3 separate regions of the Homo sapiens genome follow, and regions 1 and 3 are each linked to region 2. The links are chromatin loops, found by intact Hi-C in ENCODE. Cell type or tissue: HCT116. All regions are shown on one strand. Links, peaks and the distances in the headings refer to the core of each region. The heading gives the core; the rest is flanking DNA.

What was found. Peaks named below come from ENCODE experiments on the same cell type or tissue, not always from the same donor. Only the 100,000 strongest peaks of a DNase experiment are listed, where the experiment ranks them.
Region 1: a loop joins it to region 2, with 4 times the contacts of the local background. A loop is called at or near these places in 13 of 110 quality-filtered maps.
Region 3: a loop joins it to region 2, with 3 times the contacts of the local background. A loop is called at or near these places in 5 of 110 quality-filtered maps.

What each region holds. Positions count from the first base shown.
Region 1 is chr18:49,234,936-49,243,155 of GRCh38, reverse strand. The region is part of intron 13 of DYM (dymeclin); the gene reads left to right. Among named protein-coding and RNA genes, the nearest start is that of MIR4744, 190 kb to the right of the region's middle. In HCT116, for the core only: a CTCF peak has its summit at 4,502; a DNase peak (open chromatin) is centred at 4,525.
Region 2 is chr18:49,018,332-49,026,551 of GRCh38, reverse strand. DYM-AS1 (DYM antisense RNA 1) reads right to left here and starts at 2,849. Exons shown (of 5, transcript NR_148999.1): 1 at 2,813-2,849; 2 at 2,243-2,330; 3 at 399-515. RefSeq lists an enhancer at 284-1,185. In HCT116, for the core only: a CTCF peak has its summit at 4,557 (motif pointing left); DNase peaks (open chromatin) are centred at 4,601 and 4,851; H3K4me3 peaks cover 1,099 bases; H3K27ac peaks cover 1,056 bases.
Region 3 is chr18:49,443,631-49,451,850 of GRCh38, reverse strand. The region is part of intron 1 of DYM (dymeclin); the gene reads left to right. Among named protein-coding and RNA genes, the nearest start is that of DYM, 13 kb to the left of the region's middle. In HCT116, for the core only: a CTCF peak has its summit at 3,831 (motif pointing right); a DNase peak (open chromatin) is centred at 3,850.

The DNA.
Region 1 (8,220 bases), core at 1,667-6,666, 220 kb before region 2:
TGTCACGGAAGCCTTACCAGTGAGATGATTGATGCTTGAGTTATATCTGGGAAGAGGAGCAGGTCTCCTCTTTTAAAGTAGCGAGGAGGCAGCTCTTTTCTCTGTCCATCTGGCTCTTGGCCGTTCCCTAAGCTTCCTTTAGAAACCCTAGGTATAGGCCGGGTGCGGTGGCTCACGCCTGTAATCCCAGCACTTTGGGAGGCCGAGACGGGTGGATCACGAGGTCAGGAGATCGAGACCATCCTGGCTAATACGGTGAAACCCCGTCTCTACTAAAAATACAAAAAAATTAGCCGGGCGTGGTGGCGGGCGCCTGTAGTCCCAGCTACTCGGGAGGCTGAGGCAGGAGAATGGCGTGAACCCCAGAGGCGGAGCTTGCAGTGAGCCAAGATGGCGCCACTGCACTCCAGCCTGAGCAACTGAGCTAGACTCCGTCTCAAAAAACAAAAACAAACAAACAAAAATAACGCTAGTTATAACTTGACGTTTTTGGGTGTACTTCCCTTTCAGTGACCTACAGAAGACGCAAAACTTCCTTCATCGAACTTGACTCCCACAAGGTGATGAAAATAAACCATGTATTAAAATACAACCCATCTAGAGGCTGTGTGTCAAGCTGACCTTCATCCAATTTTAATTTGTTTTCTTACTCAGGAAACTTTATTTTTCAATGTATATTACAGTTATAAGATGGTTGAAATACTCAGATTACTTTATGCATTTTTATTGTTATTATTATTTTTTGAGACGGAGTCTTACTCTGTCACACAGGCTGGAGTGTAGTGGCACTTCCCACTCAGTGCAACCTCCGCCTCCCAGTTTCAAGCGATCTTCATGCCTCAGCCTCCCAAGTAGCTGGGACTACAGGCACACACCACCATGCTCAGCTAATTTTTTTGTATTTTTAGTAGAGATGGGGTTTCGCCATGTTGGCCAGGCTGGTCTCAAATTCCTGACTTCAGGTGATCTGCCTGCTTCGGCCTCCCAAAGTGCTGGGATTACACCCGTGAGCCACTGCACCCAGCCCAGATTACTTTAAATTAGATCAGCAGTTCTCAGCCACAGTGGAATGGTGGGGTGGGGTGAGAGCAAGTGGAGTGTAACTCCAGGCAGCCTGTCTGACTCATCTTTGCAGAAAGACGCCTGAAGAACATGTGTGGTGCATGTTGTAGTGCTGGGAAAATGGTTGATAACTCGCAGCGTAGAAGGTGACTTATCGTAGAAACTGAATTTGTACATTATTAACTTAACGACAGTCGAAGCATAATTATTATAGAAGCCTCAAATGAGTGATCAGCTTTTTCCTTTTTAATTTGAAAAATTCGAAATATGTTTGAAGAGAATTATATAATGAAACTTTAGATTGTCAGCCCCTACCTTCGGCAGATATCAGTTCTTGACAAACTATTTCATTTATTTCCCCTCCTTTTTCTCCCTACCCTGGATTATTTGGAAGCAATTCCTGACATCATTTCATCTATCAGAATTGCATTATGTAAAGAGGTACATTTTTATGAATATCCATTTATTATTTGGTCCCTCTACAAGTGGTGGAGAGAAAAATAAAATCAGGTTACCACCATCTTCCAAAACATGGAAATTAGCCATAGTTTTGGTCCTTAGTCATTTAGAATCTGATTGAGTTCGGGGCTTACTCTATCACTCATATTGCTAGTCAGTGTTATATGGATGCTGTCTTATTTAATTATAAGTCTAGCCATCTATAAGGTACAGAATTTCTGTTTAATAGGTGAGGAAACTGAGACTCAGACTGAAACTTAGCCAAGGTCATGTAGCTAATAGTGTGGAGCTGAAATTGAAATCCAAGTTTGACCCTAGCGTAGAAATGTTCTTTTTGGCAGACCTGACATTGATAAAGCTGAAAAGGATAGGCAGACATCATCTACCTTATACCTGCACTCAGATTCTCAGTTGTGAGTGAGTAGAATGTCCACTATATAAAGTTTCTGTGCAGTCTTGGATCACTTCTGTGCATTGATTCTCGAAGTGTGTTCTGTGGGCCACAGAGAGTCCATGGAGTCTAAGCCTTTTATAATAAGACATCATTTGCCATTTCCACTGTGCTGACATTTGCATCAAGGGTACAATAGCAAAGTTGGGGTAAAACTGCTGAGACCTTAGCATAAATCAAGTGGTGCCTAACTGTACTAGTACTCACTATATTTTCCACAACCACACACACATTTGTGGTAAAATAAAAACCATCTTCACTGAAAAATGTCCTTGGCGAAATAGTAAAAATGATTAGTTGTTATAAATCTTGACCCTTGAGTACATCTTTTTGATATTTTCTGTTGTAAAACTAGAAGCTCACATAATGCACTTCTACTCCATACTGGGTTCCAATGATTGTCTTGAGGAAAAGCAGGTGTGTGATAGAGTTGTGAGCTGAACTAGCCACTTTTCTGATGGAATAGCATTTTTACACGAAAGAACATGAGACAGTCTTGGCAGAGAGGAAACTGCCAGTGTTGGTTGCCAATAAAAAAAATTTTCAAGTCAAAATTAAAATTTCGAAAAACTTATATTTGGCATCATGAGTTTGACAACTTCCTAATAATTTAGACTTTTGTTATAACATCAATGATGTTAGTAAATATGGATTTTAAAAACTATTATTTGATGAAATGTGTCAACATTTGGAAGATCTGCATAATTCAGTGAACCAATATCTCTCAAATGACTAAAGGGGCTTTTTCATTAACTGTATTAATGTTAACATGTAATGTGTTTATTATTAAATTTAAATGAATTAGTAAATATTTAATATTTTCTCAGTTTTAATATCTGTCAGTATAACTGACATATGAAAAAATTCTTTGGGGTTCTCATTAATATTTTTAAGAGTTGAAAGGGGCCCTGAGAAAAGTATAAGAACCAGCACTCTAATGCCCTTTCAGGATGAGATAGGTAGAGTGGATGTGAGCATGTCTGTATTACAGAGTTCAGTGTATATACTTTTAAATATCTACTATTTCTGAATTATACCTTCCTTCCATCAGTATAATCAATATTTAACTATATTTGTATTATTCATGCTTCCATTTAATAAATATTTATTGAGAACATAGTTATCAGAGGTTGAAAGAGAAGGGGTATACAGAATATATAAATCATGTTTATTCTCTGTAAGAGCTCATGGTCTCTATTCTAAAAAGTCATAAAAAAACAATGTTACTGTACTAAATTGCCTTTTAAGTTTATTGCTTATCTTGCCTGGGTGTGGTTATGAAATAAATTTGTTGCTGTTGTCTATTTCTGTGTAACAAACTACCCCAAAACTTAGTGGCTTAAAACAACAATTTGTAATGACCTCCACAGGGCTTTGGGTTGATTGCTTAGCTAACTGATTCTCTACTTGTGGTCTCTTGTTTGCCATCGTAGAGCAGCTGGGCTGGGTGTCCAGTGTGCTCCCATCTCAAGGCTGGCAGTTGATGCTAGCTGGGAGATCTGTTGAGGTGTTGCCTGGAACACCTCAGTTCTTCTTCTTGTGACCTTGCTATGAAGCTTGGCCTCCTCACCGCAACGCAGGCAGGTTCCCAAGAGGGGACATCCCAAGAGTGGCAGAAACTATAAGGTTTCTTATGGCCTAGCTCAGCTATCCCTGAATGTTACATTTTATTGGTCAAAAGCAGGTCACGAGACCAGCCCAGATTCAAGAGGAAAGAACCACAGAAGGGCATAAGTGCTGGGAGATGTGGTTCATTTGTGGCCATCTTTGGATGCTAGCTGCCACAAGACTGCTAGGAGACTGTTGAATTAAGTTTTATAAATTATTGCTTATTGTAGCTGGGAAAATGAATACTTTCATTCTTAAGATCAATATCCAGGCTTCTGTTCAAAATAGAAAATTTAAGCTGAATCCATTCAAATGCTATTCTTTGCATTTTTTTCCTTTAATTTACATTTGACATTAACATTCTCTCCCTGACTTTTTCCCATAGTTTCTTCTGATGAGCAGGAAATGTCCACTATCTAGTACAGGTGTCTTCACTTATAGTCAAAATGGAAGAGGAGCAAGTGCACAGAGTTCCTGTAAGATGCATGTTCATGTGGCTGCACTTGCTGGCCACTGAGTTGTTGATATTGACCAAATCTTGTCTTTAGTCTGAGAAAATGTAGGGCTGTGTTATCTTGTGGCAGTGTGGCAGGCTGGATGTTCACTCTGACAATAACAGCTCAAGTTCTATACAAGAGAGGCTGAGGGGCAGCATTTGGAGGGTGGAGTTTGAGGGTTGTTTGCAAGTGCCATTTAAACAGCATTCACAGTGTCTCCAATTTGATTATGTATTCACAGTGGCTTGGAAATCTGGCTGGAGGAGTGTTTCTTTTTTTTTTTTTTTGAGACGGAGTCTTACTCTGTCACCCAGGCTGGAGTGCAATGGCATGGTCTCAGCTCACTGCAACCTCTGCCTCCTGGGTTCAAGCGATTCAGCTGGAGGAAATTTGATAGGGAGATGCTTTAGCTAAAGCTCCCCCTTGGTGGTGCTGTTGCACTATAACTTCCAAAGAAAACATCTTTTTTGTTGCTCATTTTTTTAAGCAAACATTTTATTGGACACTAAGGTGCACCAGGCTCTGTGCTAGGCTTAGGGGAACTAATACAACAGTTAATATCCTTATAGTCTAATCCTGGCTATTAACTTTCTTAACATCAAGAGTGAAGAAATAATATTATTATATACTATTATATTAAATAATAATATTAATACATAGCTAATTAATTCAAGCCAGATCCATTGCTGCATGTAGACACTATGGAGGCAGTAACCAATTTGCCTAAAGATGATGCATTCACAAATTTCACAATTTTAAAGGTTACTTAAAAGGGTATCACATAGCTCTTAAATATAGCTTAAAATGCACAGTTTAAGTCTAATAAGAAAATTGCAGTTTAAAACTTCACTGACATGCTATTTCTTACCTATCAGATTAGAAAAATCCATTTTCCAGGTTATGTGGAAACAGACCGTCTCAAAATTTTCTGGTTGAAGTGTAAATTGGTACAACTCCTATGAAGAATGTGGTAATATCCATCCAAATTTCAAATAACATCACCCTTTGACCCAGCAATCCTACGTGCATTTGTGCAAAATGACAATGTACTAGTTTATTTTGGGAGTATTTTTTATAATAGCAAAAGATTAGGAACAACTCAAATATCCACCAACAGAGACCTACTTAAATATGGTACATTGATCTAGTAGTGTGCAGCTGTAAAAAAAAAAAAAGAGTAAGGTACTGATGGAAGGCTCTTTCAGATATATTACGTGAAAAATACAAGATATGAAATAATACATGTAGTATGTGATTAGTGCAGGGGAAAATAATATTTGTTTGCATTTATCTTTGTTTACATGCAGAAACTCTGGAAGGACACACAAGAAACTGATAAAAGTGGTTATGGGGTGGGAGGAGAGCTAGCCTTTTCACTGTGTATGTTTTTCCTCTCATCTCTTACCATGTAAGCACCAAAGGGGCAGTGATCTTTATTTTTTTCACTAATGGTATCCTTATAACAATACATGGCACATAAATATTTTTAGAATAAATGATTCAAAAATAACTCAAAGAACAAAAGTAACATAAGCTGATTACAAAAAATAGAGACAAACTTGAAGCCAACTGTTAATATAATGTCTGCTTCCAAGTAATCCTTAAATTGATGTCTTGTTGTATAACACTCTAGATGATTTTCTACTTGCGTATATGCAATTTAAAAAAAAAGTTTTATAGGCATTTTCCATAATATAATCTATGTTGAAAGATATATGGCCTCAAAATATCATTGAATTTATCCAGTGAATATTGCTAATGCCATATATTACGACATTTAAGTTGTTTATATAAATGCATGTCTAGACACATACAAACAGCTCTGGAAAGAAAATATTCACTCATGCATCAGAGACAGTGTATGACAGTGTGAACACTGGAATGGGAGACCCACCTCCATTTCTTGCCAGCCGTGTGATCTTGGGAAGTTACCTAACCTTTCAGTGTGTACAGTCCTTTAGTACTTGTCCCATAAAGTGATTGATTCCCGGGTTCCAAGCAGGAGACCCTTATGGATAATTTGCTTAATAAAATTGAGCATGAAGATACCTGGATAAGCAACTGCAGGAGAGTTTCTCTCTTCAAGAGGGTAGGGCTAGGTGAACTGCTCCCAGATCTGATGTGTGTCTTGAGCTTCGTTAAGCAACAAGGAAAAAGACTGAAAGTCTAGCAGGAGCAAGTTCAAGATGAGGGACCACTGATTCCTTGGTTCACCTTGCTAAGTTATATTTGCAAAGAGCAGATGGTTTGGACTAATCTGACTCTCGCGTGCATGTTGTTTTCATCCTCTACCTCAGAGGCTGGGAGTTCTGCAGGCCCGGCTCCTACGGAGTGGCCTTTTGGGAGCAAGTTCACATTTTCCTATTTACTTACGTTGTTATTTTTAAAAGACTTTGTTTTCATTTCCCATTGTTAATTGGCTCTTGGAATTTACCCCTGCCTATTTCCCTTCCTGAATCTTGCCATTTATAAAGCAATTTCTTCTTTCCATATATTAGTTTTCCTAAAGTGGGGTATATTTGATCAAATTCAAATAGTTCTGAAGTACCAGTAACATGACTGAGAATGGCTATTTATTTATTTATTTATTTTTTTTTTTGAGACAGAGTCTCGCTCTGTCGCCCAGGCTGGAGTGCATTGGCACGATCTCAGCTCACTGCAAGCTCCGCCTCCTGGGTTCACACCGTTCTCCTGCCTCAGCCTCTCGAGTAGCTAGGACTACAGGCGCCTGCCACCACACCCTGCTAATTTTTTGTATTTTTAATAGAGACAGGGTTTCACCGTGTTAGCCAGGATGGTCTCAATCTCCTGATCTGGTGATCCGCCCATCTCAGCCTCTCAAGGTGCTGGGATTACAGGTGTGAGCCACTGTGCCTGGCCTATTTACATATTTTTTAAAAATTTGTAAATGGGCATTTCGCAGGCCATTCTCATATAAGAGGGAGAATTGGAAGTCCTTTGAAATATGTTTTTTAAAAAGGTTTTAATTTTTAAGTTATCCAAAGTGACACCTGTAATGTGAATAGGACATTCCAGAACAAAAAAGTTGAAACAAAATTATCAGTGTTTTATACAAATTTTGTACTCCTTGTGTAGCTAGAAATCAAACGTTTCATATTAAAATGAGAATTGAATTAGTTTAAACAAGTTTTGTTTGCAGAAGTCTCTGATTCCTTATGAAGAGGAAAAGAATATGAAAATTTTATAGTATTATGTTTTTATATTGCACTTACAAAATTGAGTGAATATTGTGTGATGATCGAAAGATTTTAGGCATTTTTTCAAGCCACAGTTTTTTTTTTTCTTTCACAGTGATATATGGTACTTACTGGAAATTTTACTTTTATTTCCTACCATATCATTTGCACCTGTTTTGCTGGTGTGTGTTGATTGGTCTTATTCTATCTCGTAAGTAATTACTGACCCTGACTGGTCTAGACACTGACTGGTAGCAGTGTAATGTCAGGCCACTTAAAAAAGGACTTTCTTAAAATTGGGCCACAGACTAAATGTTATTAAGTTTGAAGTATCACACCATATCTTTGTTGCAACTAAGAAAGTGAAAATAGGCCTTATTAAAGTCTGTTTAACTTATATCATTACATCTATTTTTAAATTTTTTTCACAACTTGAATAGTATTTCACTTTAGCTTCTGTTATTCTTTAGCTTTTGATCATGATATTGCTATGTGTTGAAAGGATTTCATCAGGTGTATCAGTCAGATTTAGGTTCAACTGTGAATAAGAGAAAAACCTAAAATCTGAGTATCTTAAAGAAGAAATAATTTCCTCTATCTCCAGGTAAAGTCCAGAGCAGTCCTTCTGAGACTGATAAGGAGGCTCTGCTCCAGAAAGTCTGTATTAGCTTCCATTTGCTGCTGTAACAAGTTACTGCAAACTTAACTGCTTAATCAACACAGATTTGTTATCCCACAATTCTGTAGATCAGAAATCTGACTTGGCTCTGCTGGTTTCTCTGTTCCAGGTTTCACAAGGTTGAAATCAAGTTGTAGGCCTGCTGGGTTCATATTGGGAGGCTCTGGGAAGAATCTACCACTAGGCTCATTAAGGTTGTTGGCAGAATCTAGTTCCTTGTGATTGTAGAACTGAGTTCCCCCTTGCCTTCCTGAGGGCTGCTTAGCT
Region 2 (8,220 bases), core at 1,632-6,631:
GCCTCAGTTTCCCCATCTGTACCTGGAATGCCAAGCCTGTAGAAGCAGGACTGTGGAGCACAAGATGACAGATGCAGAGTGCCCAGGAAGCAGGGGATGGAGAAATGGCAGGGGCTCAGTGGTGGCGACTGTCACTGCAGGCTGCCAGCAATATTGGTCCCGACCTGAATTCACCTGGATGACAACCTCATGGAGGGAATTTCCCTGGGTGTGTGTTGAAGAGATGCAAAGACCAGGCAGTGGGGCGGAGCAGCACCTAAGCCCCAAGAGCTCTGCCCAGAGCCTGGCATGGGGGGCCTTGTGGTGGGGCTGTCTGTCTTTTGGGTGAGTGTAGAGGGAGCAGAAGAAACTGCCTGGGGCCAGAGCCTGGGTCTTAGCCACCTCTGAGGAGGACTCACCTCATTGACCAGTTTAAATCCCGCCTCCTCCAGGAAGCTGTCCTGGATCAGCCCAGCTCCAGTATCCTTCCTTCCCGGGCTCCCAAAGCTCAACCACAGTCCTGCCATTCCCGTTACCTGCCAAGCGCACAGGACAAACAAAACACCAGCATCAGCGATGAGGAGCTGGCCCTTCCTGTGCCAGGTCACCAGTCTGCATAATGGGGATGACATTCTTCCCTACAGACCTCAGAGGCCGTGGAGGCCAGAGGGGAGGTTGGCCCGCCCTGAGGCTAGGAGGAGGCTTCCACTTGGCAGGGGGCTGTTGGCTGAGGGATGTAGGGGCTGAAGGATCTATTGTCATTGGGAGAGGCTGGTGCCAGGGTGTGTGGAGAGGGGGCACTCAGGGAGGTGAGTCCTGCTCAGGGTCGGTCCTGCCCAGCCACTGGCTGCACCAGTTAAAGCCCCACCAGGACAGAGCTGGCAGAGCAGGGGTGTCCAGGGCAGAGAAACATCCTCAAACCAGCCACTCCCCACCCCATAGAGAGCAGGAAGCCCCAACTCAGCCTCCTCCTGGGCGTAGAGACCAGGAAACCAGATGTGGTGAGACGGCCATCTCAAAATGCACACATCTTCAAAGCGGGGCTATTTTCCATGTCCTTTGGACAATTTTAGAACAAATTTGTAACACTGGGATGCTAATGGATGACAGTCATGCTGTGTTCATGCAGGTATCTGTGTCTGGGCACCTTCGGAGGCTGTTGCTGATACAGCATCTTGGGAGGTGGGGTGGGGAGGTGTTTCTTAAAGGACCTCCAGATTTCCTTTTAGGTTCACTGCATGTTGCAAAGGACTGAACCTTCAGGAACTGGGGGAGGGGCTACAGAGCCAGCTGGCGAGGGGGTGTGGGCAGCCCTGAGGACCCCCTGTCTGGGGGGGTGGGGGTGGAAGGCACAGTTTCGTCTGAAACCACCCTTCACACACCCCCTTCTCCCAGCTCCACACGGAATCCGGGTGTATTCACGCGCTGAGGCCACCACGACAAAGTGCCACAAACAGGGCGGCTGAAACAACAGATGTGTATTTTCTGACCATTCTGGAAGCTGGATGTCCATAATCAGGGCATGGGCAGGGCTGGCTGCCCCTGAGGCCTCTTGGAGAGGCCTTGCCTGGCTCTTGGAGCAGCTGCCCTTAGTGGTGGGGCTTGCAGACGGCCACCTTCCTGCCGCGGCCTCGCACGGTTGCCCCTGGTCTGTGTCTTATCTGTGCCCTAATCTCCTCTTCTTTTAAGGACATCTGTCATGTTGGATCAGGGCCCACCGATATGGCCTCACTTTAACTTCACTACCTCTCTTTAAAAACCCCATCTCTGGGCCAGGCACAGTGACTCATGCCTGTAACCCCATTGCTTTGGGAGGCTGAGGCCAGGAGCTTGAGACGAGCCTGGGCGACATGGTGAAACCCCATATCTACAAAAAAATACAAAAATTAGCCAGGCATGGTGGTACCTACCCCTCATCCCAGCTACCAGGAAGTCCGCGGCAGGAGGATCTCTTGAGCCCAGGAGGTAGAGGCTGGGGAGGGCCGTATCATGTCACTGCACTCCGGCCTGGGGGACAGAGTGAGGCCCTGTCTCAAAAAAACAAAAACAAAACAAACCCATCTCCAACACAATCCCATTCTGAGGTACCAGGGGTTAGGACTTCAGTGGAGGAACTGGGGGGACATAATTTAGCCACAACACCAGACGCCTCTCATTACTTTGGTCTGACCCTCAGTGCTTCCCTGTTTAACCACGTTTCTTTGCTTTCCTCTTCTGTCAGGGGCCCTCCCCACTCCACACTCCCTGCCCAACATACACCCACCCATACACAGGATTGGGGGTCCGAGAGCAGCTCCTTTGCCATCCCCGCCAGCCTGAGCTTTCTTCTCACCCAGCAGAGCTGTCCATCCCTGAAGCAGAAACGTGGGGTCCACTGCTCCCAGGCAGCTCTCTCCCTGTGAACTCTGATTCTGCCTCCTCCTGGGGATGAAGGCCCCAGGGTTCCCCATCAGCCCTCCAGCCTGGCCTGATTTGTACAGCCCCTCCCTGGACCATCTCTCTGCGGCACCCCAGAGGCGGCTCAGTAGACCAGGTGACCAGGACAAGGGCCGCAGGAGGTTCGGGAGGAGAGGCAGGCCAGGGCCAGGGTGCTTTGGGCTGCCGAGGAGACGTCCCACAGGCCACCCAGGATGTGGTCTGCCCCGGGGACATGGATTTGGGGTCCTGTGCATGGGAGATAAGCATAAGCTAAGGTGGAGATCCTGGGGTACACCCACATTTAGGGGTGCTGGACAGAAGGGAGCTCCTTGGGGGGAACTGAGGCCCAGGCATGGAGGAGGAGGAAGGAACAGAAGGGAGAAGGGGTCATAGAAGCCAAGGGCCAGGGTATCACCGAGAAGGCTGGAATGGGGCTGAGAGGTGAAGAAAGGTCACGCAGAAATGAGCACAATGAATTCAGCCACCCAGAGGTGCCAGGCTCCGTGGTGACAGGAGTCTTTGTACAGGGTGGGCAGGAAGCAGGTGGCAGCTGTTTTGTTTATCAGTTACTGCATGACAAGTAACGCCAGAACTCAGCTGCTTCAAACAACCGTTTTCTTATGCACCCAGATTCTGTGGTTAGGAGATCGGACAGGGCGCAGAAGGGGCAGCTTGCCCCGTCCATGATGTCTAGGGCTCACTGGCAGGTCTCCAAAGCTGGAGCCAAAATGACCTGGACGTGAATGTCTTCCCTCAGGTCTTGGGGGGCGACGCTGGCTGTGGTCTGGGACTTCAGCCGGGGCTGTCAGCTGGAACCTGGCCTAGGGCCTGGGATTCCTCCCAGCATGGGACCTCACAGTAGCTGGACTTGGACGTGGTGGCTCAGGGCACCAAGCAAGTGTCCAGCACACCAAGCCAAGGCTCCATCACCATTCACTCCAGAGCCTGAAAAGAGGGAAGGCAGCATCATAGAGGGGCTGAAGAACATGGACCCCGGAGACAGACCACCTGGGTTCCAATCACACTCCAGCACGTACTGGCTGTGGGACCTCTCAGGGCCTCCATTTCCTTATCTATAAAATGGAGGTAATAATTGATGTTCACGCAAAGCTGTTACGAAGATTAAGCCCGTGCTGCAAGGTGGCGCCCTCAGAGCAGAGCCTGATGCATCCATGGTCCATGCCTCACAGGTGTGTGTTGCTGGAAGTGTTATCCCGAGGGGAGCTCCTAAGAGGCAAGGCATGGGCACGCCTGTGGGAGGGGAGGCGGGAGCCCAGGGAAGGGAGAGCCTGCAGCCTCGGGGGTGGGTGGTGCAGGCCTTCCAGGGGCCAGGGCAGCCTCCACGTGCAACGTCACATTTCATCTGTGCCTCAAAGTCCATATGGGGGAGATCCAGCTTGGGGACACCATGAGCAAGGGCTTGGTCAGCCCCAAATCAAGGCAGGTTCAGAGAATGGGAAGTGGCTCCACTCAGCTGAGGCCATGGCCAGTGGAGAGGGTGGCCCCAGCCCTGGCCCAGTGGGTCCTAGTTAGGGCTGTGATGATGATTTTGATATTTGAGAACATGTGGCAGGCCCAGCAAAGTGGTTTCAGGTCAGCTCTTCCATTCCAAGCCCATTCCCCTGCCCAACAGTCACTCCTTTACTTCACTGTTGCCATCCTTAAACAGGGCAGAGGCCGTGTGAGCCCATTAGGACACAGGTGTGAAATAACTCCCCAAGAGGCTGTGTGTAATCCCAGTACTTTGGGAGACCATGGCGGGAGGATCACTTGAGCCCAGGAGTTCAAGACCAACCTAAGCAACATAGTGAGATCTTGCCACTAAAAAGCATTTTAAAATCTAGCTGGGTGTGGTGGCACACACCTATATTTCCAGGAGGCTGAGGCGGGAGGATTGCTTGAGCCCAGGATGTCGAGGCTACAGTGGGCTATGATCATACCATTGTACTCCAGGCTAGGTGACAGAGCAAGACCCACCTCTTTTAAAAAAAAAAAAAAAAAAAGGCTGTGTGGACCCAAGTATGCATGCGTGTGCATGTATGTGTGTGTCTGCATGTGTGTGCACGTGCGTGTGTATGTGTCTGTGTGTAACAATCAGGGCCATCACGTTGTGGTCCAGCCAGCATGTCAAGTCTGTGTGTGGGGCGCCCTCTGCAGTTAAGCAGTGCACAACCCATGCAGCTGTACCTGGCAGCCCTGAGTGTGGACTGTGGGACCGTCTGCTAGGTAACCTCCCTGACGCCAGGCCCAGGCCCCGCCTCCCAGCCCCTCATGCCCTGCCTGCGGGAGCTACAAACCTGAGCTCACCACTCTACAGGCTCTTTTCCCTCTGGTGAGGCTGCTCCCTGGGTCTCTGGTCCTGGCATGCTCCTCCTGCAGATGCTGTGGGGACAGCAAGGTGTAGGGCGGTGTGACCTTGGCTCTGAGACTGGCTAGGCCCCTCCTCTGTTACCTGAGTCATGGAATTCTCCAGAAGTGGGCAGGGCTGAGCCCTGGAGCCAGGAGAGGTGAGGTCATGGGTTTTGTCTACCATGGGCCCTGCCATCAGGCAGGGAAGGGTGTGTCCCCTCCGTGGGGCGTGGCGGCTGAACCCAGGTTTCCCGGAGCTCCTGGCTTTGACCTAAGCCTGAGCGTCCCTCCCACAGGCCGGAGCTCTCTCGTTGGTGCTGCACCTCCATCCGGGGCTACATGTCCCCTCCACCTTTCTCACCCAACACTGGACGGCAGGGAAGCCCTGTGAGGGAAGAGGGGGTGAGTTAGGGCCCCTGGGGGCTGCGTGCTGCAGATGGAGGTGGGGGACCACACTAGCTGTGCGCTTTGCCTGGAGAGGTGGGGATGGGATGTCCTGGTGAAGGGCTAGAGGGGTAGCCAGGGCCCAGCTGTGGCAGTGGGGGCAGTGGCACTGGACTCCAGTGTGGTGACCATGCCGGCCCTGGAGGGGTCTGAGCCGGGGCATGGCTTGGCAAAGGTCATGGTGGAACTGGACAGCTGTGTGGGAGCGGAGGGGAGGCCAGGGTAGGCAGGGCCCTCACAGGCAATTGCAGCCAGGCCCTGACGACTGCAAGGGTTCCCATGCGGGATCCGGGACCCACACTGGACGAGCCCCCTGCCACTCTCCACACACTTCACCCAGTCTCAGTCACTCTCCCACCAGCTCCGAAACAGAGGGGAAACTGAGGCCTCAGGAGGTAGCTCTGGGCCCCAGCTCACACAGGGACTGCAGGGGCTTGGACCCAGCTTCCCCAGCTCCAGAGCCAGCGCCTCTTTCCCCTTGCCCGCCACGCGGCCGCCTCTGTCCGTGCTGGTGGGATTTGATTCCAGGTGATGGCCTCAGGCTGGGCGCCTGGGAGGATGTCAGTGGAGGGGGTGGTGCGTTTTGGGGCCGAGGGGAGGTGAGGAGGCTGTTTTCAGGCATGCCGAGTCTGTAGTGGGGATGACACATCCCTGTGGACATGCAGAAACCACCGGAGACATAGGTCTGGACTCGGGAGAGGCCATGACTGGGGCTTCCAATGTCAGCTCCCCAGAGGCAAGAAAGACAACTTCAGGCCACCTGAGCCTTCAGGGGATTCAGAGAGCAGAGGTGCCAGGATGGGGGAATGGGGGTAGGGTCTGGGTTGCCAGACTTCCACCCCAAACCACAGCAAGCCACCACCAGGGAGCCTGGTTTGGGGTCTGTGACGATCTATAGAAGGGGTGAGGGTGGAAGAGGCATGGGGCACAGGGTGAGGGGCAAAGGGCAGCCTCCCTGGGTGGAGAAGAAGGCCGGGGGTGGGGGAGTCTGCATATCCACCCAAGTCCCCTGTCCCTAGGGCTGGCCACGATTCCTCCTGCCCCAGAGCTGCTGGGGGATGCCGGGGCAGGAAGCTGGAGCGAGGGTTACAGCCAGGGCAGCCTGATGGCAAGAGAGACCATCCCCTCCTGCCTGACACCCCGCTCCTGTGTGGAGCACATTCATGGTTGTCACCCCGGTGCTGCCTGGGGACCAGCTCTTCACGCTCAGCAGTTACAGCAGGAGCCAGGCTGCTGGGAAACAGTGGATGTGTGGCCTGGGGGACCTTGGAGCACTTTTCCTCACTCAGTCCCAGACTCACAGGGATCCGCGCATGTACGTGCACACACACACATACACACACACCACACATCACACACACTCATTCACACACACACACTCATTCACACACACACATCACACACATTCATTCACATTCACACTCGTACACACCACACACACGCTCATTCACTCATACACACACACCACACATCACACACACACAGTACACACACACATTCACTCACATTCACACTTGTACACACCACACACATGCTCATTCACACACGCACGCCACATCACACACTCTCATTCACTCACACTCACATACCACACACACCACACACATCACACATGCTCGTTCACTCACACTCACCACATATCACACATGCTAATTCAGTCACATTCACTCACACTCACCACACACCAGACACATCACACATGCTCAGTCACATTCACTCTCATCACCACACATCACACACATTCACTCACATTCACACGCACACACTTGCTTACACACACTGACTCACTCACTCGTACTCACATGCTTGCACACACTTGCAGCCAAGATAGGGCTTATGTCATAGGACCAGGGGGACTCCAGGTGGGAGGGGGGTTCCCTGGCTGGGTGTCCTTGAGGGAAAGTTGCACTTCACAGCTGTGGCCTGCAGCCAGAGAGGACAAAGACTGTGGAAGGTCATTCAGCCTGTCGGGTGGGCCAGGGCTGGATGGCAGAGCTGTGCCCCCCATAACCCCGGGCTCCCAGCTCATTTACCCGCTGTTCTCCCGCCTCTGCTTCCCTTCAGGATGGCACCGCCAGGCCTGGGACACTGGTGCCCCAGAGCCCAGGCCTGGAGGGGCCCCTTGCAGGTGTGTGCCCAATGCCAAGGGCGCTCTGGGGCGGCCCCGCCTGAGGACCCTACCCTAGAGACTGGTTCCCCAACCTGCACCCAGAACTCCAGTCCCTTGGCGGGCAGGAGTCCCTCCCACCCCTGCCGTGGCCTGAGCGGTTCCCCAGCCATGTCCTGGGCGGTGAGGAGATGAACCAGACAGCCCTCTGCAGAAGGCCTGCCCCGAACGCCCCAGCTGGCGGCCCCCTGCTCACGCCTGGCTGCGGGGGTCTGAGGTGTCGGAGGAGCCGGCAGATCCTGGGGCACAGCAATCCCCGGGCTGAGGATCAGTTCCCGGGACACTTCAAGTCCCTGCTCTGTCCTTTCCCAGGACGAGGACACGCCCTCTCTAGACCTCACTCTGTTTCGGCGCGGTTTAATAGAATCCTCCTCAGGCTGCTGCTGTGGAGGTTAGATGTGAACATGCGTGGAGAGGACTTGGTGGCGCTCTCGGTAGTGGAGGCTTAGCAGATGACACCGTTAACCCCAGGCCCAGGGTACAGTGGCCTCTGTCCCTCAGCCATGCAGGCTGAGCTCAGGTCGGGGATGAGAATAAGCGAGGCCAGGGCACCCCCAGGCCAGGGATAGAGGCCTGGCCCAAGGCTTTGCCACCAGGGAACCCTGCTTATCCTTGTAGGGTGCGAGGGGCAGGGTCTGCCGGAGAAGGGGCCTGCTGACCACAGCTAGGGAGATGCAGAGGTTTCCTGGGGTTACCAGCCTCCAAGGGCAAAGCCACCCCAGAGCTGGGGACATGGCGGCCCTGGAAATGAAGATGGCGGCCTTGGAAATGAAGCGAGGCTGCCTGGGCCTCTCTTCCCTCACCCTGAGCAGGGCCATTGCTTCGTAAGGACTGGCAGAACTGCCTCAGGGCCTCTGGGCCAG
Region 3 (8,220 bases), core at 1,667-6,666, 430 kb before region 2:
GCACACAACTTAAAAACAATTAATGTGACTAGGATTTAATGACAAATGTATGATAAGCTTTGGAGCATATTTTCTCTCTCTAGTCCTGATTTTGGTAAAAACAAATTATGATAGGACCGTGTTGTTTGTAGAATAAACCTTAGTCTTATATTTGGCCTTGTTATTTGCATAAAGTTCAGCAAGAGTAATTATTTCTGCATAGTCCTTTTGGATTGGCTTCGATGGAACTCTGTTCCACAAGAAATCTCAGATAAGACTTCTTAAAGCTGAGCCCAGCATGGGTTTGTATCTTCAAATACCTGTGAGTTGGGTGATCCTTTTCTCTTAAGGTCCCAAGATAAACTTGGAGCTCCTGGACCTGTTAGAAAGTGACATTCTTTACTGACCAAAGGTTAGGAACCCTGTGCGGGGACTGTGTAGACAAGGTATGAGGCCAGTTCTTCCCATGGGGCTTTTTCAGCTCTGCAAGTGGAGGTTGACTCCTTAAAGGGAAGCATACACTTCCAGTCAAAGCCTTGATAAAATAGCCAGTTTTTCCATTTGTGTCCTGTTGAAAAAGAAAAATGGATTCTTATTTCACTGATGCAAACAACTATATTGCCATAAGTTAAGAGTTCTCACAGATTAGAGGAACCAGGCAGAGAGAAACAATCATGCTTCAAGTTTTGTTCACAGGAGTATACCTTACTCAATTATTAAAGGCTGTAAATAGTTCAAAATAAGTTTCCTTGACTCTGAAAAACAAACCAAGGATCAGCAATATTCCAAGCAAAAGTCAAAAAGATTGCTTTAGCTTTCTGAGTGTAGTCCATTTAGTCAATTCTTGTTTTGCTTGATATTTGTGAACATTTCAGTTCATGAGTCCTGTACGTTCTTTCTCTCTTCCAATGTTACAATCTTCAAAGCTGTTAAAAACCTGCATTTGAGGACACCTGTTGAAAGTCCTTAATATAGCTTGATTATAAACTGTCTTTTCAGAAGGAACAAAGCAAAACAACAATTGTCTGTGCATGACAAAATTTCCAGGTTACAGTTAAAAACATGACGGAAAAAGTTTAGTTAACCTTAATTATGATTGATAGTATATACTTAGACATTAGAATTTTAGAAATCCCATACAATTTTGGAACATATATTAGTATTATTCACCAAAATATAACTTAAAGAAGATTGGACATCGTTTTGGCAATTCTAATGTGACTAAACATGTCAGATAATCCTGTTTACCTCTTCTCTGGATGTTTCAGGGGCCTTCTGAACAATCCAGAAAGCCAGGCATCAGGAAGGACAATTTTGAAACTTGAAGCTTGATTTTGGGATGCCTTTTAAATGTTAGAGGTTTAAAACACTTGATGTTATGAAATAGAATTCCAAATTGCCATTATTTATTTTGCCAAAATGATGTCACAAAAGGAAAAAATCTTTCATCATCCTTTACTATTACATGAAAATCCTGTTTAAAGCCAAATTTTACCCTTGTATTAGTTTATTAAAGTTGTAAACAACCTTTTGATAAAACCTCATAGGAAAGTTCACCTAATCTTAACCAATGACCATGGGGTGAAGTCTTTACAAACCCTTTACAACCCCTTTTGTTAAACGGCAGATTAGTGTCTTAAGACAGCCTTGCCGTGTTTTTCTTTCAATGCTCAATTTAGGAAAAGACCATATAATACCCTTTTGAATTTAGTTAATGTTTATACATTTTTGCAAGATTAATTTTTGTCTTCCTGTAACTTGCTTAAACCTTTAGCTCTGTCTTATTAAATTTAAGATAATCTCTTATCCCTGGGCAAAATTTATATTTTCATGCTTTCTTATAATCTTTTACTAAAAAACACATTTCACTGTTTTTATAAGCCTTGCATATAAAACTTTAGAGATCTCAAATACATGTTGCACTGTTAACTCTCAGCAACTTTTACTTTAGGTAAAAAACCTGGTTAGTAAGTGATTTTAATTATATACCAGGTGTGGAGTCTAGGACCCAGACAAAGTCAGGCTTATGGGGTCCTGGGCCTGCATCCTAACCTAAGGTACCCTTTCTTTTGACAGAACGCTACAGAAAGACACACAAAGCACACCAGATTGGTTACAGCTTAAGACCAACCTCACAAATTCTTTTTTATTAATTAAAACTTTACAGAGAATAAACAATCATCCTTATTATCCTTGTTACTGGTTTGCACAGGAAGAGATAAGCCAAAATGTTGACTGGTAAAAAAACTTTTACCCTTTTGCCAGCATGTCAGGCTTCTGGGTTCCCTTCCCATTAGCTCAACTCTAAGTCAACCATTTTAAGGTTTGGGGAAATTAACTTTTCCTACTTTGGAGGAACATTATACAGGAAGAGATAGGAACCATTGTACACTGTGAAAGAAGGAAAAACACCATAGAAAAGTCTGGGGATTCCAGTTAGGGTTGTCAAGAGGTACCGCCTCTCTTCCTATTGGGAATTGTGTTTCTCTTATTTCTTTGCCTTCCCTATTTTCTCTTTTCGTTTTAGGCCTACTATAGGAAACGTTGCTTATCTTTCAATTTCTTTGCTGCCTGCTCTTCAGCTGTAATTAGGGTTTGGCTTAGAAGCAACATAAAATCTCTTCATGAGAGGTGAAACACCTGAGTTAAATTTTGGAAAGCTTCTATATACCTATCAGGGTCTTCAGAAAATTGGCCTCAGTCACCTTTATTTGCCTAAGGTCTTGCAAAGAGGAGGGAACTTGAACCCTAGTGACATCACCTCCATTGGGCATTTCCTGTAGAGGTAAGAGTGAAAGTGGGGAGTGGGAAATTTTGGAGATGGTGGAGGTGGAAGAACTGGTGGTATGGTTGGAGGTGGCCCTAAATAAGGGGGACTTGAAGGGCTGGGACACCCAATAGCTGCCTCAGATGATTTCCCCAGAAGTTGCTTCTCTCATTTTGGGGAATTATTCTCTTTGGGCCTGCTCAATATGATTGCTAAAAGGGCTGGGTTAATTCTGTAACGCTTGCAAAGGTCTAGTAAAAAGGCCATGCCCTGTGCAAAAGAAAATGAGCTGCTTTTTAAAGTTTCAGGGTCAAAGAAATCCTTGTGCTTCAGAATGCACTCCAGGGGAGTGCAGGATGAAGATGGTACCCACTTAGAGAAAAAGGTGGCCCTTTAGTCTCCTTCCTTTTGGTGTGACCCATGGTGGAGAGGAAGCAGTGGGGGCATCCCCCCTGCTTTTTTCCCCCTGTGTTTCCTGGGTCCCAGGCACCTTGTTGAACATGCTGCCCATGGTTGCAAGTGTGACCCCCAGTCATGGAACCAGAGGAACTAAGTCACTGGGGCTAGTCATGCTCACCCAAGTGGCTGTAGTCCTCTGCCTGTGATTTCCCTTTAACTTCCTAGACTTGTGTGACTTGCCTGGCTTCCTGAAAAATGGATTTCAAGAAAAACTACATAATAGTTGGGCAAGGCCCCTTTAATGCAGGGGATGTGCTAGATTGAACTCTGTATCCTGCTATTATGGCCTGTGCTGAAGCATTTACCCTTAGATAATGGTTCCAGTTAACTTCCAAACTTAAAATTCCCTTACTAATTAAGTACTACTCTAATTGAAGGCAGAATAGGTGGCTTAAAAAAACTTAGGGATTGAATGGCCATTTTCCTGCTGATGAGACAGTATTGAGACTAAATTTTGGCTTTGGAGGAATATTTTACCCCTAATTGTTGAAGGCAGAGTTTTCTCATTTACAGAACCAGCATAAAGCCTGGTTTCTAGTAGAGAGGCACAAAAAGGAAAGAGAATTGGGAGGCTAGGATGTTTCATTGGACTGACAGTGTGCTTCATGGAGAGGATTCCTATTTCACTAGGTGGCGCTGTTGACCTTGAAACACCACATACTCTCTAGACCAAGGGCAGAGAGAGACCTGGAAAATGCCATGTGCTCTCCAGACCAAGGGCAGAGAAAGAGAGATTCTCACTGTTGGGGGGTCAGGGAGCCCTGTTCTTAGAAAATCACAAAGACGCTTCCCCTTGAGCTATATGCCTTGTTACTACGACATTCCCTGATCTTACCAAACAAGACTACTTCCCTGAACCATAAAACTTCCCACACATTTCATACAGAGAGGATAAGAGATATGACGGTTGCGAACAGGAGAGGAGGAGATTACAATAGGAAAGTTGGAGATCCTGTTGCCGACACCGCATTGGGGCGGTTGGCGGCTGGGGTCCAGAAGCCTTTGGATAACACCAGGGGGTAGCGCCGGCCAGAAATCCTCAGTTGCCCCAGGACTTCTTCCAGCCCCACACGACAGCTAAGTCCTCCATGAAAGGTCTAAAATGGAAGCCGAGAACCTTGGAATGAAAGGACAGAGTTAGAGTTCGCTCTTCCCCTTACCGTTCTTATGAATGTTGTACCTTGGTATCCCGGACAAAGCTGCCATTATGAAGTGGCTACACTATCTGGGGTGTATACCCTAGGGTTTGTTGTTGCCTGCCGAGAAAGAATTAGGACACGGACATGTGGGTGGGTTAAGGAGTGGAAAGCTTAATAGACAGAAGAAAGGAGAGAGGAGAGCAGCTCCTTGAGAAAGAGACGTGTTCGAAAAAGGTACTTTCTGGTCTCTTATGCTTCTGCTTTGATTCCTTTTCTGTTCCAGCCATGTTAAACTTCTTTCAGGTCCTTGAACAGGCCCTACCTGTTATTTCTTAACCACAGGGCTTCACACGTGCTGTTCTCTGCTTTGGAAGTTTCTGAACTCCCACATCCACCCAGGCCAACCCTTCTTGTCCTTTAGGTCTTAACATTTTTTTTTTTTTTTTGTGATGGAGTCTTCCTCTGTCTTGCCCAGGCTGGAGTGCAGTGGCGTGATCTCAGCTCACTGCAGCCTCTACCTCCCGGTTTCAAGTGATTCTCCTGTCTCAGCCTCCCAAGTAGCTGGGATTACAGGCGCCTGCCACCACACCCAGCTAATTTTTGTATTTTTAGTAGAGACGGAATTTCACCGTGTTGGCCAGGTTGGTCTCGAACTCCTGACCTCAGGTGATCCACCCACTTTGGCCTGCCGAAGTGCTGGGATTACAGGCGTGAGCCACTGCACCCAGCTGGTCTTAACTTTTATGGTATGAACTCTTGGAAGCTTTCCCTTGGAAGCTTGAATAGTTGCCATCTTAACATTTCTTGTTGATGTATCCGTATCTCTGTATATCATTCCCTTCTTCACAACTTTAACCTTGGCACTTTGCATACTGCTGGCCACATAGTGGGCACTCAGGAAATATTTATTGACTGTTGATAGGCTTCTTGTGCTTAATGTAACCATAATGTGATGTAGCTTATATATGGCTTATTTGGTTTTTCAACCCTGTACTTGTTCTTTAGTATTTGCACATTGAATTGTTTATATGAATCATTGATTATGAAATAGTAAAGCTCATTCTCTCTTATTTATTTTGATATTTTTTCTACTTAAAGTAATACTTGTATATTGTTAGAAAAGGTAAATAATAATAAAGGCAGGTTATAAAAAATCAGCAGTATCCTTACCCATCCCCACTTTTTAATCTCATTTTCAGAGGCAGTTACTTTTAAGAACTCTGTCTCTCTCTCTCTCTTTTTCTTTTGGTAGAGATGGGGTCTCACTGTGTTGCCCAGGCCGTTCTTGAACTCCTAGCCTCAAATGGTCCTCCTGCCTGGGCCTCCCAAAGTGCTGGGATTACAGGCCTGAGCCACTGCACCTGGCCCTAAAAATTCTTTTAAGCTTTTTCTTTTGATTCTTACCTCTGCGTTTATAAATCTGCCTAAATTGCTATTTTGTGATTTATCAATTTTAGATAATACATATTAACTTCTTGTTATGGTAGGTGGGGTATTCTTCCCTTTCCTTCCCCTATTTCTAAAAGCACTTCCAGTATAGGTATATAAGAATTCTTGGTTAATATAGTGTTTAGCTTTTATATTATTATGACTACATAAATATTGTTCACTGCTGGTGAGTACTTCACCATGTTTCCCCTTCCCTCCCCCTAGTTTGCTTAGTTTTCCATGGATATATTATTAATTTTTACCAAATACTTTGAACGGCCTGTGGGATTTAGTGCCTAAGAAATTGATGCAAGGTGTTACTCTGGCTACTGCTATTGCAGTTGTTTTGTGTCCCTGTTCCAGAGGTTTCATGCCTTTTTCAGCTTTGTCAGTAAAGTAAAATCTCAGATCCCCACCATGCCTGACTTGACAGTGTAACATCCCCCATTTTGTTTGTGCTTTCTTTTTGGAACTGTTACTATTAATATATTAAAATCTTCTAAATTGTTCTTTAAATTTTCTATTTTTTCTCCTCCTGTTTTTCACTTATTTGTCCTCTTGTTCTTTATTATGGGAGTTCCCTTAACTTTTATCTTTTCTCCGTTCTTTTGTTTTAAATTTCAGGTGTCCTTTCTTGTTCTTTATTTCCTTTTTTATGACATCCTACTCTTGCTTCATGAAGCAATATGAAACGGTTAAAAGAGAATGGTTTCTGTACCTATCCTACCTGGGTTTAAAACCTGATGTGCCACTTTCTAGCTCTATAATCTTGGGCAAGTTACTTAACCTTTCTTTGCTTTAGTTTATTCATGTAGGTTAGGAGTTGGTAGACATTTCATCTAAAGGACCAAATCATAAATATTTCAGGCTTTATCAGCCAAGAGGCAAAATGAAGGATATTTTAAATTATTTAATTATTTCATTATGTAAGTACTTACATAACAAGAGAGAAAACATTTCTACAAGTTTTTTATTAATAAAGCTCAAAATGCGATACTAATAATGATTGAGAACAATTTTTGCAATAAAGGTTTGCTAATGAGAAGAATGAATGTTTTTTTGGAGGAGAGGGGATAACATTTGGCTTAATTGGAGTTTAAAGTTAGTGTTCTCTATCATCAAAATTGATTATAGATGCAGCATTAACCACCTATTAATGCTGATTTGTAATGAGATTTCATGTATTTCATCTTTGAAAATGTCTTCTTAGATACTGCCAAATACTGCTAATAGTCTGTGAACATATGGTTTTAATAGAGCATATTCATTGCTTGGACGACATTTACAGAATTCTTTTAGACTCTTTTCTTGATACTTAACGTTTAGCAAATCATTACACTGCAGACTAATCACTTCCAATTGAGGATTAGGTAGAAGCTCCTCATTGCACAGTTAAATGATTTTTGAAATGTGGAATGTTCGTTTCTACTTGCATTGAGGTATGAAAAAATACTGCTGGAAATATTTGATTTTGGAAAATATGTCTGCTGCATATTTGTGTGGCAGTAGAGATCTTCTTATTTTAATTTTTGACAGCATAGGAAGTACATGAAGCATCTTGACATGACTTGTGACTTAGGCAATGTTAGTTGTCCTTGAAATGACTGTCTCAATATAGGTTTTGCACGTAGACCCTGTTGTCCTTCTAACTTTAGGCTGAATTCATTAACAGATATATCAAGTCTGCAGCAACAATAGTAGTTGAGGGTCATTCTTTTCATTCAGAAAAATTTGTCTCAGCCTGGAGCTTGAAACATTTCAGTAAAACTCTGCCATTGTTAAGCCATTGTATTGTTTCGTGGCAGGACGCGTCAGGATATTTAGCTTCTATTTCTGACAAAAATGTCATGAGAACAAATGAAATTTACCTGTGACATTACGGTTCAATAACACATGATAGATTCAGATGTTTTCTGCAGAGTACCTGCTGATTGAGAATATGATTAATAGCCATAAGCTTTAAACACCTTACATTTCACAAGGCTTGTAAATTTTGTCCAGCTAAGCCTTTTTCTGCTTCATACATATTTTTACCACCATCAGTTGTTACACATCTTAGCAGATTCTACTTCAGATTGTGCTGAATTAGTATTTCCTTGATTTTTTGGAAAATATTCATAGCTGTAATTGTTTCATACATACTGTACTTCGAGCCACTGTTTTCATGGAAAGAGTAGGATGTTAAAGATATTTATTTTCTCTGGACACAATTCTTTGGCTGCTGTAATCAAACACAATTTAATTAACTCACCATTGGCAAATACTTTCCTTGCTTGCTTAACAAATGAGCCATTTGGAAATTTACTTCGGTTGCAGCCCTATTTCCATTTTTAATTTTTGGCAAGACATTCTGCTCTGAGGAGGTATATCTTGTTTTACATTTGCCCATTTTCCTGCTCATTGCTCTCATGAGTTGGGAGTGAATGCTGTGTGGCAGGGCATATCGGG